Linked DNA regions of Homo sapiens: region 2 is linked to region 1. A link is an interaction called in ENCODE POLR2A ChIA-PET data of the cell type or tissue named here. Cell type or tissue: OCI-LY7. All regions are shown on one strand. Links, peaks and the distances in the headings refer to the core of each region. The heading gives the core; the rest is flanking DNA.

Region 1 (2,500 bases), core at 1-2,500:
ATTTAGTATTCTGAATAACCTTGGATTGTTATTCAAAAGTTTGAGATGAGGAAATGGCTCAGAGATGTTGAGTAACTTCCTTTAAGCCACCCAGCGAGTAAGTGATAGACGATAGTCCAAAACAAGGGGCTGCCTGCCTCCTGAGTGCACAGCTCGGCTTCTGTTTTGACTAGTTTGAAAGAACTCCATGTACTCCCCTCAGTTCTAAACACCCAGAGAGAAATGGGTGTTTGCTCACAACCACAGAGACACTAAGGCTGAGTTAGGCCGAGACATGGGCCTTTAACACCCAATCCAGTGTCCTTTTCTTGAACCTGGGCTCTCCCTTTCTTCCTGTCATCCTGACACTCAGGACATTCCTGAGAGCTGTATTGTAGCTCCTAAATGCAAGTGACACTTACAGGGCCCAGGTCGAGCCCTGGGAGGAGGGAAGGGCAGGGTGGCCCTTGCCTGTCCTGCTCATGTGAACCTGGTAGGTACTCGGCAAACCCGTGTCATGTGAACACAGCTGTGTCTGGGTCAGCATCTGGGCCAGGCTGGCCTCAGGCTGGAGCAACCTCAGAAGCCTCCACAGGAAAAGCCTGGGGCCACCACAGTGGAGGGATATTGTGTGGGAGGCCAGGGCCTTTCCAGAAGCTGTACTGCCATAGCAACCTGCCTCCTCTTGATGGTGTGTTTGCTTGGTAGGGCTGGGCTCGGGCAGAGGACCGCGGATGGATGTGGCAGCAGGGACGGGGGTAAAGCTGGCCAGGCCGCTCCACAGGCTTTGCCTCTTTTGGCAAATAATTGCCCCTGCCTCCAACACTTGTTGGAGTGCTCAGTACCTTGTCACTATTTATTGAGCACTGTTCCACCAGGCCTAACAACCCGTGCTATTCAGAAGCCCAGAGAGGTCAAGCCACGAATCTGCAGTCACACAGCCAGGAGCCTGTTGACTCCAAAGCCTGGGTGCCAACCTCTTACCGACACTACCTGTCCCATGATGCTCACATGTGTCCCATGGTACCTGTCAATGTGAGGCACCAGCCCCTTAAAGGGGAACCCACATCCTGTTTCTGGTTCTGCCTCAAAGATATGAATTTGCGATAATGAGGCATCGCAAGTTAATCTCTCATGCGAGGCCGTGCCTCCTCTTTCCTTCCTCTCTCGTCTGCCCCAGACACAGGGGCCACAGCAGCTCCTGCCTGCACATGGCTACGGTGCTCAGCATGCATGGTGCCTGCGGTGTTCCACACCTAGTGTCTCCGAGCCTCAGTTTCTTCTGCTATCAAATGGGAGGAAGAGGCCCGGCACGGTAGCTCATGCCTGTAATCCCAGCACTTTGGGAGGCTGGGGAGGGAGGATTGCTTGAGCCAAGAAGTTCGAGACCAGCCTGGGCAACATGGCGAGACCCCCGTCTCTACAAAGCATACAAAAATTAGCTGGGTGTGTAGCCTGCAGTCCCAGCTACTTGGGAGGCTGAGGTGGGAGGATTGCTTGAGCCCTGGAGGTCGAGGCTGCAGTGAGCTGTGATCATGCCACCGCACTCCAGCTTGGGTGACAGAGTGAAACACTATCTTAACAACAACAACAACAACAACAAACAAATGGGAGGAAGAGTAAGGCTGTGGCTTCTGTGGGGACTGGCAAGCTGATGTGTGCTCTGTGCCTGGCCCAGTGCCTGGTGAGAACCTAGGAGAAGGCTCTGGAGGTCGGGGACTTGGCTGTGATTCCTGGTTCTGTCACTGATCAGCTGTGCAGCCTGAGACAAGTCTCTGCCCCTCTCTGAACCTCAGTTTCCTCCTCTGTGTGATGGGGTGGTGGCCCTGCCCCACCTTTCATTTACCGAAGAAGGTCCAGGTGTGAGGCTAGCATTACTACGGTTCATCTCCACTTCTCAGCTTCCTTGACCCTCTCCTCCCACTGAAAAAGCCTATCTAGACCAAGACGGCTCTGTTCCCGAGGGCACTATGAATCCTTGAAGGGCCCAGCAATCACGGAATCCAACCCCTTCCTCTGCCAAATGCACATTTGAATCTGTTTCACCAGAGTGGTGTGATGAGAATTCCATGAGCTGATGCTTGTAAACTGCCATAGGGAACACCCCCTCCCACCTTTCACAGGTGAGCAAAGGGAAGCCAGCAAGGATGTTCCCTGCAGCTGGGTTTAGAATGGAAAGGTGCGGGCGTGGTGGCGTGCACCTGTGGTCCTCGCTACTTGGGAGGCTGAGGCGGGAGGATCACTTGAGCCCAGGAATTTGAGACTGCAGGAAGCTATAATCACACCACTACAACAGAGGGAGACCCTGTTTCTAGGAAAGAAAAACAGCCTGTGCAAGGTGGCTCACACCTGTAATCCTGGCACTTTGGGAGGTAGGGTGGGAGGATTGCTTGAGCCCATGAGTTTGAGACCAGCCTGGGTAACATAGAGAGACCCCATCTCTATGAAAAAAAAATAAAAAAAAAAAAACTTTATTTAAAAAAAAAAAAAAAAAGCCCCGCTGATCCTGGACTTCTGGGAT
Region 2 (6,634 bases), core at 4,135-6,634, 290 kb before region 1:
TGGGACTCCAGGTGAGAAATGAGACCCTAGGTAGAAGTCCTAAGGTAGGGGTTTTGGGTTTCTGGGAAAGAATAAGTTTATTTATTTATTTATTTGACAGAGTCTTGCTCTGTTGCCCAGGCTGGAGTCTGGAGTGCAGTGGTGTGATCTCAGCTCACTGCAACCTCCATCTCCCAGGTTCAAGCTATTCTCTTGCCTCAGCCTCCCAAGTAGCTGGGATTACAGGTGTGTGCCACCACACCCAGCTAATTTTTGTATTTTTAGTAGAGATGGGGTTTCACCATGTTGGCCAGGCTGGTCTCGAACTCCTGACCTCAGGTGATCCGCCCACCTTGGCCTCCCAAAGTGCTGGGATTACAGGTGTGAGCCACTGCGCCCAGCCGAAAGAGTGATTTTTTTACTGAATAAAGTTGCCCAACAATGGAACTGGTTCTGGTAATGTGTCCCCATCACTAGATGTGATTAAGGCATGTGTCAGGGAATCTAGAGGTTTGACCAGAAACCTCAAAAACCCGTTGGACTTGTGATATTCAATGACTCTATTATATGGTAACAATAAGAAGTATAATGTATTGAGTCGCCACTCTGTACTAGGCATTGTGTTAAGCTTCCCCCAAGTACAATCCTCATTGATATCACCACAGTGCTGTGAGATGGGTCCTATTTTCATTTCACAAGGGAGAAAACTGAGGCTCAGTGTTGACATTTAGTAACATGGCCTGGATTCAATAGGCCCTTAACTACCCTGGACTCTTCCCCTAGATTCCTCTTAATCTGTAGAAGTGTAAACACTTCTGGCTCATTCCTGCATTTATTCTTTCAGTAGTTCTTTCCTGAGCAGCTAGTGAGTTGACACACCCAGGTTCTGCCTTAAGGAGCTCACAGCCTCCATTTTCCTCCAGGGACTCTTCCTCAGTAGAGCTGGGCAGGGAACCCCGCACTCTTGACCTTCAGTGTTACGCCAGTCTTCTTAGAGCCTCTCACTGGGAGACTGATGATAGGCAGAGTAAGAGGCATCTTGGGCTGCCCTTTGGATCCCAGGGCACTGAGGATACAGTTCAGGGTCCCAGATTCCATGACGGGGAAGCCTGAGAGTCTGGCCTGATGCTAGTTTGGGCTCCATGAGGCCCATTCTGAGAACGAGGTCAACATGCAGCCCAAAGCCATCCTGGGGTGGCATTTAGTTGAGAAAATGGACCTTGTTTGTTTCTTTCCAGTATGTGGACCAGCATTCGCCCATCTCAAGGTTGGCGTGGGACATCGGTTGGATGCCCAGGCTTCTGGAGTACTTGGTAGGTGATGTGAGAAGCCTGGGGGTACAGTGATAAGGCTTGAGAAAAGATCCTGAAGCTACCAGGAGCCCAGCCCACTTCTTACCTGGCACCCACGTCCCACCACTCCTCTCCTGCCCTGATTCCTGCCCCAAGGCTGATCAGCTGGGGAGTGGATAGGTGGGACGGAGGTAATCACAGGTTAATACCACAGTCACCCACCTTTATTCAGTGATTCCCACACATGACATAGTTCGAGGCCCTTTATGCACATTTATTTACCACAACAACTTTATTAGGTAGATACTATATGATTTTATGGAAGAAGAAAGTAGGATTTAGGTGACTTGTTCTGGGTCCCATGGCCAGTGAATACCCCTGGTCCGGAGAAGGAAAACCATCATTGCATCATGGGGCAGCCAGGCGCGTGACTCTGGACCTAATGGCCAGGGCCTGCATGTGGCTGGGTCTGGACACACAAAGCCCTAGTCATGAGCCATCTGTGTCCCCAGGGTCAGGTGGTGCCCACATCCTCCAGCCGCGACAGTCACAGTCCCCTTGTCTTGCTTCCTGAGGCACAGGCAGGCAGACATGATCTCATGCCCCCTCTCCCTGTTCTGTCTCCCCACGAGTGAATGCAGAGTTATTCTGTCCCTCAGCCAGAGGGAGAAACAGACCGGGAGAAAGGCAGGAAGTGACCACAGTGGCCACCGTTTATTGGGCCCTTCCTCTGTGCCGACTGCACAGCACCCACAGGAATCAGTATTTTTTTTTTTTCCTGAGACAGAGTCTTGCTCTGTCTCCCAGGCTGGAGTGCAATGGCATGATCTCGGCTCACTGGAACCTCCGCCTCCTGGGTTCAAGCAATTCTCCCTGCCTTAGCCTCCCGAGTAGGTGGGATTACAGGTGCCCGCCACCACGCCTGGCTAATTTTTTTTTTTTTTTTTTGTGAGACGGAGTCTCACTCTTGTTGCCCAAGCTGGAGTGTAGTGTAGCACCACACCTGGTTAATTTTGTATTTTTTGGTAGAGATGGGGTTTCACCATGTTGGCCAAGCTGGTCTCAAACTCCTGACCTCAGGTGATCCACCTGCCTCGGCCTCCCAAAGTTCTGGGATTACAGGCATGAGCCACTGCGCCTGGCCTTCAGACAGTATTTTTACCCCCATTTTACTGATGGGGAACTTGACGCTCAAAGAGGCTAAAGATTATACTCAGAGCTGTCCCTGATTTGAGTGCAGGTTTGTGTGACTAGGCCAGGGATCTCTTCCTCTCAGGTGTCAGAATCCTGTGGAGAGCTTGGCAGGGATCCTAGGCCCCCTCCAACCATGAGTCAGATTCAGTGCATATGGGTAAGGCCCAGCAATCTGCATGTGATATATACCCAGAGGGGTGCACCTGCCCCCTGTAGAAGATCTTTTTGCCTTCTTGTTGCCTTTGGCAGCATCAGAAAAGGGAGTATTCTGATGGTGGGGGTAGGGGTGGGGATACTTAGGGGAATGGGAAGGGGGTCCCAGGTGTGAGATGACGCTGGCTGCTTTTCAGTGCTCGGCGTGGGACATGGATGCAGGCTCCTCACCGATATGTACAATGCTCATCTTACCAAGGTACGAGGGTCTGGGGACAGCCTGCTTCTCCCTTGGTCCTTTCCTGGGGGTCACCAGCAGGATTCTGAAGCTTAGAGGATTCCGTGGGGGAACACCCAAGCCATAAGCAAGCATTTTTTTGATGATCGTGTGCTGTGCAGGGGCTGTAATAATAATAACAATAATAACTACCAGTGTTAGTGTATGCCGACTACTCTGTGCTGAGCACTGTACGTGGATTCCTTTAGGGAAGCCTCACAGCCTCCCTGTAAAGTGGAATCTGTTGTTAGCCACATTTCACAGATGAGAGAACTGAGGCTCAGAGAGGAGATGTTACTTACCTAGGTCATGTAGTTGTTAGGGCTTTAAGAGCTGGGATTTGAACCTAGGTCTCTCCAACACCAGAGCTTGATCATGATGCCATTCCCTATTCTGTCCCAAGACTGAGAGGTAGATGTCAGCATCCTACCCACAGGGAGCTTACCATCCAGAGGTGGGGTCGGGGCTATGGAGTCTGATACCACAAAGTATGTACGCAGGTGCCACGTTATGGGGCCCATGTTTTTAGTGGTTAAGGGCACAAATTCTGGAGCCAAATGGCTTCAGTTTGAACCCCAGCTTCTACCACTCTGACAGCTGTGTGTCCTTGGGTAGATTACCTAATTAATATCTGTGTGCCTCAGTTTCCTCATCTGTAAAATGGGAATGAGGGCCAGGTGTGGTGACTCATACCTGTAATCCCAGTACTTTGGGAGGCTGAGGCAGGAGGATTGCTTGAGCCCAGGAATTTGAGACCAGTCTGGGCAACATAGCAAGACTCCATCTCTATTTACAAAATTTTTTTAAATTATAAAAATTTTAAAAATTGTGGCCGGGCTCAGTGGCTCCTGCCACTTTGGGAGGCTGAGGTGGGTGGGTCACTTGAGGCCAGGAGTTCAAGACCAGCCTGGACAACATGGTGAAAACCTGTCTCTACTAAAAATACAAAAAAATTAGCCAGGCTGGTGGCGCATGCCTGTCCTCCCAGCTACTCGACGATCCACCCGCCTCTGTCTCCCAAAGTGCTGGGATTATACGTGTGAGTCACTGTATCCAGCCAATCATTACTTATCTGTGGCAGATGGGGTTAGCTGCACAGATTCAGAGGAGGGGGAGTTTTTACAAGCAGGGATGAGCAAGGGCCTGATCTGGGCCATGGAATCTCATTCTATTTAGAGGCGTGGAGAGAAGCCTACAGGGCATGCTAGAAGGGGCTCGGGGTGATAAATTGCCGAGTTAGGTTGGAGAGGAGAAACATGGAGGCCTGGGGTGGCCACAGGGTGGCTGTCAGCGGTCAGTACCTTTGGAGGCTGCCAGTGCTGGTTGTCATGGAAACCAGCCAGCAGTCTTGTAGGAAGCCTGCTGACTGGGAGCCAGGTACCATGTCCTGCTGAATCCAGGCAGCAGTACTGTGAGACTGGCCCTGTTACTGTCCCCAGGTGACAGGAGAGCTTGAATACAAAGAGAGCAAGAGCTGCTGAAGGCCACATGACAGAGCTGGTGCCCTTCCTCCTGGGGCTGTGGAGCAGCTGGGCAGGGGCTGGGCACATGAGCTTCCTGAGGGAGACCTGAGGACCCCCCACCCCCAGCTTCTGGGGCAGGGGCTACTAGGGCTTAGAATGGGGTCACTGACGGATCTTTACCTCCCTGTCCTTGAAGGATTACACAGTGCGTGGCCTCCTGGGCAAAGCTACAGATGACTTCCGTGAGGACGGGAGGCTGGTAGAGAAGACAACCTATGGTGAGAACCGGAAGTGGCTGCCGCTGCCTCCCTCCGCATTTGCTTTCCCTGAGTCCTCTCCCCGCCCTAGGCCACGCTGGCCCCTTCTCAGTTCCACTGCACACACTAGGCTTGGGCTGAGGCTTTGGCCACGGGATCTGTGCTCCAGGAGCATCCTCTACTCCCCTGCTTGCCTAGCTCAAATGTAACGTCACTTCCAAAGACTCTAGTTTCTCTCCATCTCGTCAGTCTTTGACCTTTTCCTTTTCTTTTCTTTTTTTTTTTTTTTTTTTGAGACGGAGTCTCGCTCTGTCGCCCAGGCTGGAGTGCAGTGGCACGATCTCAGCTCGCTGCAAGCACCACCTCCCGGGTTCACGCCATTCTCCTGCCTCAGCCTCCCTAGTAGCTGGGACTACAGGCGCCCGCCACCACGCCCGGCTTTTTTTTTTTTGTATTTTTAGTAGAGATGGGAGACGGGGTTTCACCATGTTAGCCAAGATGGTCTGGATCTCCTGACCTCATGATCCGCCCTCCTTGGCCTCCCAAAGTGCTGGGATTACAGGCATGAGCCACCGCGCCCAGCCTTTCCTTTTCTTTTCTTTTTTTTTTTTTGAAACGATGTCTCGCTCTGTCGCCCAGGCTGGAGTGCAGTGGCGCGATCTTGGCTTACTGCAACCTCCACCTCCCAGGTTCAAGCAATTCTCCTGCCTCAGCCTTCGGAGTAGCTGAGATTACAGGTGCACACCACCACACCCAGCTAATGTTTTGTATTTTTAGTAGAAATTGGGTTTCACCCTGTTGGCCAGTCTGGTCTGGAACTCCTGACCTCAGGTATTCTGCCCACCTCGGCCTCCCAAAGTGCTGGGATTACAGGTGTGAGTCACCACGCCTGGCTACTGTTCTAAATTTTAAAAAGAGGCCGGGCGCAGTGGCTCACGCCTGTAATCCCAGCACTTTGGGAGGTCGAGATGGGTGGATCACAAGGTCAGGAGTTTGAGACCAGCCTGGCTGATATGGTAAAACCCGTCTCTAGTAAAAATACAAAAATTAGCCGGGCGTGGTGGCAGGCACCTGTAGTCCCAGCTACTCAGGAGGCTGAGGCAGGAGAATCGCTTGAACCTGGGAGGCGGAGGTTGCAGTGAGCTGAGATTGCACCACTGCACTCCAGCCTGGCAACAAAGCGAGACTCCGTCTCAAAAAAAAAAAAAAAAAATAATAATAATACAAAAAATTAGCCGGGCATGGTAGTGCACGCCTATAATCCCAGGTACTCGGGAGGCTGAGGCAGGAGAATCGTTTGAACCTAGGAGGTGAAGTTTGCAGTTTGCTGAGATCTCACCACTGCACTCCAGCCTGGGCAACAGAGCGAGATTCCATCTCAAAAAAAAAAAGGCCAGGTTCGGTGGCTCACGCCTGTAATCCCAGCACTTTGGGAGGCCAAGGCAGGTGGATTGCCTGATGTCAGGAGTTCGAGACCAGCCTGGCCAACATGGTGAAACCCCGTCTCTACTAAAAATACAAAAACTAGCCGGGTGTCTTGGCGTGTACCTTTAATCCTAGCTTTTCAGGAGGCTGAGGCAGGAGAATTGCTTGACTCCAGGAGGCGGAGCTTGTAGTGAGCTGAGATTGTGCCATTTGCACTCCAGCCTGGGCAACAGAACAAGACTCCGTCTCAAAAAAAAAAAAAAAAAAAAGTCTGGGTGCAGTGGCTCACACCTGTAATCTCAGCACTTTGGGAGGCCGAGGCGGGCGGATCACGAGGTCAGGAGATCGAGACCATCCTGGCTAACACGGTGAAACCCCCTTGCTACTAAAAATTTAAAAAATTAGCCGGACGTGGTGGTGGGCGCCTGTAGTCCCAGCTACTCGAGAGGCTGAGGCAGGAGAATGGCATGAACCTGGGAGGCGGAGCTTGCAGTGAGCCAAGATTGCGCCACTGCACTCCAGTCTGGGTGACAGAGCGAGACTCCGTCTCAAAAAAAAAAAAAAAAAAAAAATAGAGTGCCCTTGCTGCTGAGT

Evidence for each region. ChIA-PET counts read pairs that join two places held together with the same protein. Peaks named below come from ENCODE experiments on the same cell type or tissue, not always from the same donor. Only the 100,000 strongest peaks of a DNase experiment are listed, where the experiment ranks them.
Region 2: POLR2A ChIA-PET joins it to region 1 with 8 read pairs; 2 of 35 experiments call an interaction of 5 or more read pairs at or near these places.

The regions. Positions count from the first base shown.
Region 1 is chr9:128,025,024-128,027,523 of GRCh38, reverse strand. No RefSeq gene overlaps it. Among named protein-coding and RNA genes, the nearest start is that of NAIF1, 41 kb to the left of the region's middle. In OCI-LY7, for the core only: no CTCF peak of the experiment used is centred there; DNase peaks (open chromatin) are centred at 188, 483 and 1,063; H3K4me3 peaks cover 1,958 bases; H3K27ac peaks cover 1,963 bases.
Region 2 is chr9:128,311,810-128,318,443 of GRCh38, reverse strand. TRUB2 (TruB pseudouridine synthase family member 2) reads left to right here. Exons shown (of 8, transcript NM_015679.3): 3 at 1,218-1,292; 4 at 2,816-2,877; 5 at 4,555-4,636. It overlaps LOC105376286 (a long non-coding RNA gene), which reads right to left and starts at 4,893. Exons shown (of 3, transcript XR_930377.3): 1 at 4,539-4,893; 2 at 4,197-4,346; 3 at 1,545-3,020. In OCI-LY7, for the core only: no CTCF peak of the experiment used is centred there; no DNase peak of the experiment used is centred there.